2 separate regions of the Mus musculus genome follow, and region 2 is linked to region 1. Evidence: chromatin loops called from intact Hi-C (ENCODE). Cell type or tissue: heart. All regions are shown on one strand. Links, peaks and the distances in the headings refer to the core of each region. The heading gives the core; the rest is flanking DNA.

What was found. Peaks named below come from ENCODE experiments on the same cell type or tissue, not always from the same donor. Only the 100,000 strongest peaks of a DNase experiment are listed, where the experiment ranks them.
Region 2: a loop joins it to region 1, with 1.9 times the contacts of the local background. A loop is called at or near these places in 1 of 42 quality-filtered maps.

The regions. Positions count from the first base shown.
Region 1 is chr11:67,557,220-67,562,599 of GRCm38, reverse strand. It overlaps a transcript of Gas7 not described here. Among named protein-coding and RNA genes, the nearest start is that of Gas7, 27 kb to the left of the region's middle. In heart, for the core only: no CTCF peak of the experiment used is centred there; a DNase peak (open chromatin) is centred at 2,899; H3K27ac peaks cover 1,115 bases.
Region 2 is chr11:67,624,398-67,629,777 of GRCm38, reverse strand. It overlaps Gas7 (growth arrest specific 7), which reads right to left. Exons shown (of 14, transcript NM_001109657.3): 3 at 88-168. Among named protein-coding and RNA genes, the nearest start is that of Gas7, 41 kb to the right of the region's middle. In heart, for the core only: no CTCF peak of the experiment used is centred there; no DNase peak of the experiment used is centred there.

The DNA.
Region 1 (5,380 bases), core at 118-5,117:
TTTTGTTGCTGAGACTCTGAACTCAGATCCTCCTGCCTGTGTAATGTGCCCTCTGACCCAAGAACAATCTACTGTAACTCGAGGGTCCAGAATTATTATTAGGGGCTGGTTACACAGGCACCGTGTGCCTAGCATGTAGCCAAGCTGCAGGTTCTCAGAAGCAAAGCAGGTGTTTGGCATCAAGTACATGCATAGGAATAGTTTAAGAGATGGACCACTACCATCACTAGGAAATAGTGAAAACTTCTCAAACACTAGGTGAGGGGTGATATCACAAACTGGCCTGTTAAAGAAAGCAGGATCAGATATGCTAACGGCGCTTTTTAAAGATTCCTTTCTGTCTTTCTTTCTTTCTTTCTTTCTTTCTTTCTTTCTTTCTTTCTTTCTTTCTTTCCTTCCTTCCTTCCTTCCTTCCTTCCTTCCTTCCTTCCTTCCTTCTTTCTTTCTTTCTTTCTTTCTTTCTTTCTTTCTTTCTTATTTATTCACTTAGCATGAAGGATGCACATGCCATGGTCTGTACATGGAAGCCAAAGGGCAACTTGTTGGAGTTGGTTCTCTCTTTCTAACATGTGGGTACTGGGAACTGAACTCAGGTTATCAGGTTTGGCAGCAATCACCATAATCCACTGAGCCACCCCATCTGCTTCTATGCCATCTACTCTTCCTTTCCAGCGGTAGAATGCACCGCAGAATGGCCCTCCCCTGCTGTCTGGCCCCTGGCTGGCTAAATCCTGATAGCAAATTCTACACAGATGGCAGTTTCTGGAATGCCGTTGACAGAGTGCTTACTCTCCACAAAGCTCCCAGGTCCACGGCTGGCCTCTGCCCATTGTCAGTCCAGGAATGTCAGCCTCCAGGGTCAGTATGTCATGAGGATGAGAATTTTATGTAGCAGCAACAACCCCTGACAATGACTGCCAGGCACTGGGCCAAGCACTTGACACCCAAGAAGCTTGCTTTACTATTAATATCACTGTTTTATGATGGAGTCACCCATAGCCAGAAAACATGAAATGACTTGCCCAAAATCACGCTGTCAACAGGTTTGAACTCTGGTCCATTTGACCAGTGACCTTTAACCCCTAGATTCACTTACTTCCAAGAGCCTGTCTTTCCTTTGACCACCATTATAATTTTCAGCAAACTCAATATAGCTTTTCTTCTTTACTAATGGACTCATGCTTTTTTTTTCCTTTAAAGAATGTCGAAAATAAAGTGTTATGTTTACCTTCAAATAGGAAATTAGTGACATTTGCTAGAAACATGTAGTAACCATTAAAATGGTTACAGTGAAAATCTAGCAAGGATGTTCACCCTCGCTAGCTGCTGCTGGCTGCTGGGGCATCTGTCACCCAGCTCCACTCAGAGTCCTCGCCTTACCACAATCATGAACACTGAGGAAACACAAAGGAAAAGACTTCTCTCCATAGAAGTGTTGAGACTGAACGTCTTGCCCATAGATGATTATGTTAGCTTTCTGACACTCTGACAAAAAATAAATAAAATAAAATAAAATAAAAGGTATAATTTGGTTCATGGCCTGAGAGGTTTTTCCTCCATAACTCGGTCCTGTGGAGCAGGGAGCATCTTGGCAGGAGTGATGGAGAAAACTGTTCACCTGGTGATCATTAGGAGACCAACTAGGGAAAGAGGAAGGAAAGGCTGGAGTCCCAATATCTCTATCCATGGTAGGTCCCAGATGGGCTAACTTCCCCTGGACTTCAGATCAATCCTGAAGACTCTACTGTCTGCTAATAGGACCACAGGCTGGGAACTAAGCCTTCAACAGGTGACCCCTGAGACAGCAGGCCAAATTCACACAATAGTCGTCATCTAAGTGTGCCTTAGCACGGCACTTTGGGAACTCTGGTCCACTTGGCCAAAGCTTCCATTGGCAGACAGGGTGTACAAAGAAGAAGCAGAACAGAGAAAAACTGCTACATACTGTAGCTACTCTCCAGCCTGTCCAGTCTGGCTCACTCAGCCTGGCAGGGCTTCCTGTGTGCCCTATTGTGCCCTACTCCTCAATCCCAGACCTCAAGCTTATCTCAGCCATTCCTTCTCATTTGTTCTCCAGCTTTGGGACTATCAAACAACACCCTCCTGGTCAGCGCCGGCCTGGGTCAGCTGCCCCACCCTGCTATACCACTCTCTAATTTGATGTTGTTTATCTCTATCTCCTGGTTCTTGGGCTTTGCTTGCCAGGTTATCAGCTAGACTTTTGCAGAGGAAAATAGCAGCAACATAGCCATCTCTCTTACTCCACTTTGAATCTAAGAAGTGATTCAGGAGAGAGAGAGAGAGAGAGAGAGAGAGAGAGAGAGAGAGAGAGAGAGAGAGAATGAATAGGTGTGGACTAGGAGATGGGAGTCAATATAGCAGAAGACCACAGAGGAGATAGAATTACACCTTTTTCCTCTAAGGAAAAGGGGACTTCCCCATCCTAACTTGACACCTGGAATGATCTGGCCTGGCATCTGGAATCCCTACTAGTTCAGCCCTGAACTCTGAGGAGTGATCCAGCTGGGCCAGTGATTCTCACTGAAGGCAATTCAATGGGGTGCTTCCAGTCAGCAAGTCAATGGACACCAAAGGAGAGTGGGGCCACCAGGTGACTGAGTGCTGCTGCTTTAGAAGCGAATGGATCTGGGTTGGACTCCTGGCTCCACCATCTCCTTGGGCAAGTGATGGGATTTCTACACTTACGAGTTGGACTCAAAACAGTCTTCTATGGTAATTTAGGATGCTGTGGATAAGCAGGACACTCTAAGATCTGTGCTGAGCTCACATTATATTTATAGTGCTAGGCTTGAGAAATCAGGAAAGGGTGTGGCTCTATGACATACCAGCATGCAGATCCACCACAGCCCATGGTCTCTTGCAACATTTATGTACGGAATAAGGACCTGGCGTCAGAGCCCTGACCCCTTCTCTGGCTGTCTCCTAATACTGCATCACCCCTGCCGACCCTGAATTGGCCAAAGGTTCCACTGGCAGAGAGTGCGGCCAGAGAAGAGCCAGGACAGGTTTCTTTGCTCAGGGCTTGGAGACAGCCCCAGGGGTATTCAAATGACAGCTTTCCCTGCCATGCTAGAGGATCTTGTGGTGGAAAATAAGCTTTCTATGAAGCCTTGGAACGGAAACACAGCCTCAGAAAGTTCCATTACTTCCTGGCAGAAGCAGCTTGAAGCCCATAAGCACACATCCCCAACCGTCACCCATCCCTCCAGCCCACTCCACAGAGCCACGAGGTAAAAGAAGAGATTGATCACTACTGCTGTTCCTGAGCAGGAGCCACAGTGAGGACTGAGGAGGCCCAGACAACAGGGCTTGTAAGGGCGGTGTCAAGGCCCCAGGACTGATGTGCCTCTGGCTTATCTGCAGTTGAAGGCACTTCCTATGGGTTCTCTGTCATTTGTCTAAACACAAGGAACTAAAATAAAAAGAAGAAAGTGTCACTCTTCAGTCTGTGTCATCATCCCTAGTGTACCAAGCAAGGCTTCCCAGAGCTGGCAGTTGATATAAAAAACAAAAGGCGGCATTCCTGCCTGGGGACCAGAGTGACAGCAGGCTAGAGGGAGTTGAAGTGAGACAAGGAAATGGGATTTTGATTGTGTGGATAACGTGTGGGGGAGCCGGAGATCAAAGACAAGTGCATGTGAATCGCAGAGCCCAGAGCTTCCCAGGATGCAACGTGTCCTGACAGGCTGTGTGGCTCAGCCTGAGAAACAGGAAAACTCACAAGGGGTGGTCACTGTATAGCCACCTGAGGAGTGAGTCCCACCCCACAGCCCCAGGCAGAGCTCGAGAAAGCCTCATATTCTTGCTAATATGAAGTTTTAGAAACAGGGGATACCCTACTCTGGCCAATGCAGGTCTGGGTGCTAGTTATACTCTACCCTAGAAGTCAAAAAACTTAAATTTTAACTTATTCTCCCCACCCCAACCCCCACTGAGTGCTAGGGGGAGACTCGAAGTACAAATGACAGCCTGTAGCTGTTGTATAAAGCACAGCCAGAGAGCCACCACTGAGCCTCTACTAAAGGTAACGTTCAGACCCCTCCAGCCTCCTCTATCACCAGATCTACATTCTAAAAAGTACAACACAGTAAGTAAGCTATGAGCACATTGATGTTTGAGAAACACTAGTGCCAAGCATATGGGCTATTCTACCAATGCAATCAGAAGTGCTGATAGAATTTGTAACAGCCACACAGACAGCTGCAGGGCTCAGAGGCACTTCTGAGTGAGATGTCTCATGCCGACACTCTTCCCCAGCTGAATTCAAGGCTGCGTGTACTTCTCCCAATCCCTGACTCATTGATCAACCCAGACATTCAACTGCCTCCTTGGAGCAGGTCAGCCTCGCCGAGCAGCATTTCGGAAATTATTGACATGTCTGTTTATATTTATGCATCATGCTTACTGAAACATTTACTGTGTCAGGTGCCTAGAACCCACAGACAAGTGGCCCAGTAAAGGGATGTGCCTTCTTGCAGGAGGAAAAGACAGCAAATGGGTAGTCACAGATTCATGGTGGGTAGTCACAGATGCATGATGGGTAGTCACAGGTGCATGATGGGTAGTCACAGGTGCATGATGGGTAGTCACAGGTGTATGAGGGACTTGTGCAATGAGTACTCAGTATAGGGTGCCAAGGGAACATCCATCCATTCAGGTCTTCTTCAAAGGGCTGCTGCCCAAGAGCCACCCTAAAGACCTGCTTCCTCCTAACTAGACTTTCCTCTGCATTCTGTTCCTTCTGCCTTGCCTTAACTTTGTTATATTGACTATATCTTATTTCCTATCTCCCTCCACAAACCTGGCATTTATAGAGTCCATTTATATTATGTAAGTGGTTACACTGACATTTTAAACATGGACACTTGACTTCAAGCACAGTATTAATCAATAGCTCTTTTTTTTCCTTCGGAATAATACAAATTCCCAGCATGCTTTGCCTTTGATCTTTCTCCACTTTCTGGGTATTGCAGGAATGGGGTACAGATGCTATTTTTTTCAACAAGTCCCAGAACTGTCAGTGTGTTACTGTTGATGACTTTCCAGAAAAATAAAAACATCCAAATTGACTCAAGAGAAAATAGAAACCCTGCAAAAAATCGATAACCTTCAAAGGAATTGATCCAGGGGTCAAATATCTAAGTTGAAAACCTTAATAGTCCTGTGTTGTTTTCCTGTTAAGTTTTCACAAATGTTTAAGGAACAGACAATGGCGAACAGTCTTGCCCAGAAATCAAGACGAAAACATTCAACTCCATTTATAACACCCGACAGCAACTTTAGACAACTTCAAAGGAAAATAACACGGGAGAAGAAATTTAAAAGCCTGCCTCCTAACCCCACTTAGCATGTTAAGTGT
Region 2 (5,380 bases), core at 152-5,151, 67 kb before region 1:
CAGGCCCCAGGACCCACAGTCTCAGCTTCCCAGTGAAGGTGGGTATACAGCCCTCCCACTTATCCCAAGCTGCTGAGTGGCTCTTACCTGTTGTAGGCAAAGAGCTCCTGTGAGGGCCAGGGCTGGCTGAAATCCCAGGAGAACTGCTGGGACGTTCCCAGGTGGTCTCTGTCAAAGGAGAAACAAGATCAATTGGAGAGTGCTGAGATGAAACCGAAATGTCACAGAGCAGAGTGAGCCAGAGGCAGTCACCTTCCTTAGAAGAAGGACACCAAAGGACCCCTTCCTTCCTTTCCTCAGCCTCATAGGAGTTTGCTTCTTGCCTATGTCCCTTACTCCCCAACCTCACCCCTCTTGGCAGAGCATCTCTTAACCAAGGCCCTTCTTTACATGGTGGGTCTGAAGAGGTAGCTTCTAGCTACAATCTTCTACCCTCCCCCATCACTCTTCTCTACCTCTGTTCCTAGGGCTCCCATTTCTAGTCCCAGAAGCCCCAGCTGTACAGCAGGCAGTTCTTCTCAAAGCCTATGGTAACCTCAAACCCCAGTGTTCAGAACAAAGAACCTGGGTCTGTAGAAAGTGAGTCCTCAGCCAGTGGGTGAGCCTCAGGCACCTCGGACTCTGCTGCACTCTCCTTAGTTAGGTCGTTTGTTTTTGATTTTAGAGTCACTGTCTCATCATGTAGCCAGAATGACTTGTGATTCTCCTATCTCAGTCCCCCAACCCCCCAAGTGCAGATGATAATCATGTGCCCCTATGTGCAGCCTGTTCTGTGTCTCGGTTGAACTACAGTTTTGAGTGGTCTTTCAGTATACCACAGTGTGTATTGTTTGCTGTCTTCTCCAGGGTTCCTTCCCATCACCCTCCCTGCTGACCCTTCTGCACAGGTATCTGCCTCAAATTTGTCTGAGGACTTGAGCCAGGACCTAGCACACATATTCCAGCCCTTGGATGGTCACAGGTTTGCACCCTGACATCTGTACTTTGTCCTTTAGCACAGCAGTCCTGACCGGTTCACTCCATCACAAATGGCTCCTTGCCAGCCAATAGGGCTGCACATTGTGACAGTCCATGGGCAACCCCCACCTGGTATGCTCCTCAGCTGTCTAGAGATAAACAGACTCCCATTCCACCTAAGCTCAGGGAAAGTCTCCAGAGAACCATGTCCCATTTGTTTGTGCTGCTGACTCCGTTCCTTTGGTGGCTGAGGCCACTGACCTTATTTTAGAAGGAGGAGCACCTCACATACTCACATCTCCAGCTGATGTACAGATTTTGCTATTTTAGCTTCTGGCCACCACAGGGTCCTACTTCCTACCCCTCATCCATTCATCCTTCTGGTACTTGCTAACCACAAGCTACTAACATGCAGGGAGAAATAAAGACATAGCCTGAGCAGCTATGCTTAGCCCCACCTCCAGGCAGGTGACAAGGTTGAGCCTGAGCAGCTGTGGGCCTTGCTGGCTCTTTTCTAGGAAGACTGTGAGGAGGGGCATTGCAACCCTGTGTGTGGGGGGGTCTCATATCAGATATCCTGCATAACAGGTATTTACATTTTGATTCATAACAGTGGCAAAATTACAGCTATGAAGTTGAAATGAAATAATAATGGACAGGGGTCACTATAACATGAAGAACTGAACTAAGGGGTTGTGTCATTCAGAAGGTTGGGAACCACTGGGCTAGGGTACCTTGTAGCTCAGGAGGCTGTTGCGAGTGTCTTGAAGCCCACAGAAAGAAGCTGGCCTGCAGGTAGGTACTTGCTCTCCAAGAGGTTCCTGGTCAGGTCCTTAGTCCTTCTGGTACCTCCCAGTCCCCTGTGAAAGCTCCAGCTGGGCTTCTGAAGGAACAGGGACTCTGACTGAAGCCACCGCCCAGCCTGTCTCCTGGCTTTGACAAGATCTAACCTATGTAAGACTTGAGGACAACTGCAAGCCTGGAGCAGTAACAGAACAGAGCCAGACTGTCTGGAGAGGCATCTGGAGAGAACACTAGAGCTTTGGCAGAGGAAGGATCACACCAACAGCAGGACCATGATGGGTGACACTACTCAGAGGGAGGAAGCCATGTCCAGGTCTTCTGTAAAGAAGACCCTATAATCTGCTTAGAGTGACTAGGCTCTCTGGCCTAGGTCAAGGAAGACTGAAGAAATGATTGAATCCAAAGAGCCCAGATCAAGGCTCTTGTGCCTTCTCTGGGCTTCCATTGCTAGGACCCTGAGTTGCTCCAAGGTGGCTGTTGTCACCAGGGCTAGGGATACTGTGTAAGTTGCAGTGAGCCATCCGCCAGAGACTCTTTTCCTACCAACGCACAGGTGGAGAGCAGTCCTGAAAGAACACACTTTCCTAATGGCAACCACTTCCTTCGGACCTTGTCCACTGTAACCAGGGCAGCCAGACATATGTAAACAGCTGGCCATGGGGAAAGCCAGCTCAGGGAGCCCGTTTACTCCTGTTCTATGCCAAGAGTCATGAATACTGTTCCCTCACAGAGGCTTACAGGGCCTCGCCTTCAGAGAACAAAATTTAGAAGAGAGCACAATTGAAAAGTTGAATGTTATTACGTTAAATTCAGCTTTCAACGTACCATACAATACTCCTTTATATTCAATAGTGTGTTTTTATTTTAATACAATAATGCTTAAACATTTAATGCTTAATACATTAATACAATAATGATTAAACAATTAAGACAATGAGAGAGGTGGGAACTATTATTTTGACATAGTGGACTCTAGACTTTTGGGCCCCCTGCTAAGATTAAGCCTGCCTGCATTGGAGCACACACGTCCACTATGGGTACTCCTGGATCTCTTTACTGGTCCTGAGCATTTGCTATGGGTCCATCAACAAGCCTTTGTGTCTTCAAGTAATCTCCACCCTTCCTTCCAATGGCTTAGCTCATCTTCAGGCCTACGTGGTGGCTTTCTTCTGCCCTCAAATGCTGCTGGCTAAATAATAGGTGATAGGCAGCAGGAGCAAGCTTCGAAGTCCTCTTCTGCCTACCTCTTTATTCCTTTCTCTTTCTTTAGTGGTCCTCCCCTTCCTGCTGCCTGTGACAAGGTCCCATGTAGCCTAGGTTGACCTTATACTTACTATGTAGCCAAGGATGACCTTGAATTTCTGATTATCCATCCTGTCTCTACCTCCCGAATGCTAAGATTTATTGACATGTTCCACCATGATCAATTTATGTAGTGCTGGGGCCCAATCCAGGGCTGGCTGTGTGGTAGGCAAACACTCTACCAACTGAGCCTCCTCCCAAGCCCCCTTCAGTGCTTCTTGCATTCTCTCTGCCCCTTATTTAGTGGTGATCCCAGCAGCATGTGACCAGGCGTAGGCAAATGGCAGTCTTAAGATCTTCCTTTCTAGCTCCTGCCCCTCCCTAGTCAGGAGTAGTGTCCCCAAGTTGCCCAGCTCCATGGTATTCCCCGGCATCAGGAATGTAAGTCATTCCAGGAGAGCTTCAGGAGCCCCAGTTTCCTGACCCAGAACATCTGTCTGCTGAGTGTCAGATGCTGGATCTGCAGTCACTGCTTCCTTGCAATGTGTGTTTGCAGCCCCAGGATGCAAGCCCAGCTCACTGGCCCTCAGAAAACAGCAGCAACTCCAGTCTCCTCCTCCTCTGCATCTAGGTATTCTGGACCCCTAGTTACTCAATGTCTTCTAGTTAGGAGTCTCTGGCTTTAAAATACCCAATGGCCTCTTGAAACGGAATGAGCCTTAAGCTCCAACCCCAGCCTCTAAGCAGGAGAGAACGTCCTCTCTTTGGACAGTTGCCTGTTCCTGGAGACATCCGACAGTGTGGTACCAAAGACCATCATCTCCCAATTGATCTATATCTATCTCTCTCTATATATAATGCATTATGTATTTATAATTATATAATATCCATTACATATTACATTATATAATATTATACATTATATAATATATTAACTATTATATATTACATATTATACATTATATATTATATATCATATATTATATATGGTGTGGGTAAATTTGCATGAATGAAAACTTTTCCTACAGAACTGGTGGGAGGAAGTTGTGCCAAGAGACGCATTATATTAGGCTTAATGTTGGTTCATGATAGAGATAATAAAGCAGGGGGATCGGGGAAGTGGGTAAAGCATTCGCTTGCAAGCATGAAAACTGGAGTTCAGAGCCCTAGGGCCCTGTGAGATGCCAGGGGGGCATGGTACCCTGTCTGTAATTTCATCCCCAGGGTGCCACACTGGAAGCTGGGTGGTTAAACCAGTCACATCGGCTAGTTCTAGGTTTGATTGCAGGACCCTGCCTCAGTGAGTCAGGTAGAAGAAAAATGATTCTCAATCTCAATGCTGAGCTTCCACATGCATGCACATATACACATGGACCCTTCCACACATATGTGTCCAAATATATGGAAAAAAAACATACACATATGTACATCACATGCACATCTGAAGAAAGAAAATGCAAAAAGGAAACAATGAGGGGGACAGATGATATTATTAGAAGGACACTATCACGTAAATAGGTGGCTGTGATGGCTAATCTCGATTGTCAACGTGACTGGGCTAACAGATGTCAACATGACTGGCCTACAGGACCTGTGGAGCACGTGTCTGAACATGCTTGTGAGGTTGATTTCAGTGAGGATTAGCTCACGGAAGCTCTGACTTAGTGAATGGCTTAATCCATTGATGAACTCATGCTATTCTTGGGAGGCGGTAGTAGGCAAGACGTGTGTGTGTGTGTTTCTGTGTGTGTGTGTGTGTGTGTATGTGTGTGTGTGTGTGTGATACTTGGATGAAGCAGGTCACTGGTATGCATCCTTGGTGGTTGTATCTTACCCTACCCACTCCCTGTGTTTCCTTCATTTGCTCCCTGTTGTTGCATATGCTATAGAATGCCCTGCCATGAGGGACAAACCCTTCCGACACCATGAGCCCAAACAAATCTTTCCTCCCCTGTGTAAATACAATGATCAAGGAAAACCTTCCAAGAAAGAGATGTTTTTTAAAAAAGACATGGGAGAGGTTCATTAGGTGTCTATTGCAAGTCTCTGGTTACTCCAAAATTGGCATCTGAAAACATGGTCTTTTTATGGTCTCACATGGTTTCAGAAGGTCACAACTTAGAAGTGGGTTTAGCATGGTGGCTCTAGTGCAGGGACTCCCAGACAATGATAGGAGAAGCCATGGCATCAGCAGCCAAGAGCATTGCTACTGAGCTGTGTATAAAATGGCAGCTAACTCACCCAGAGCAAGTGAGCCAAGGGAGAGCAAGGCAGAAGTCACACGTCTGCCCCATAACTCACAGTTTATCATGGCTGCCTGGTCCCATAGACCACTCTTGATAGAGTCTAGAAAAGGAAGGGACATGAGTAACATGGG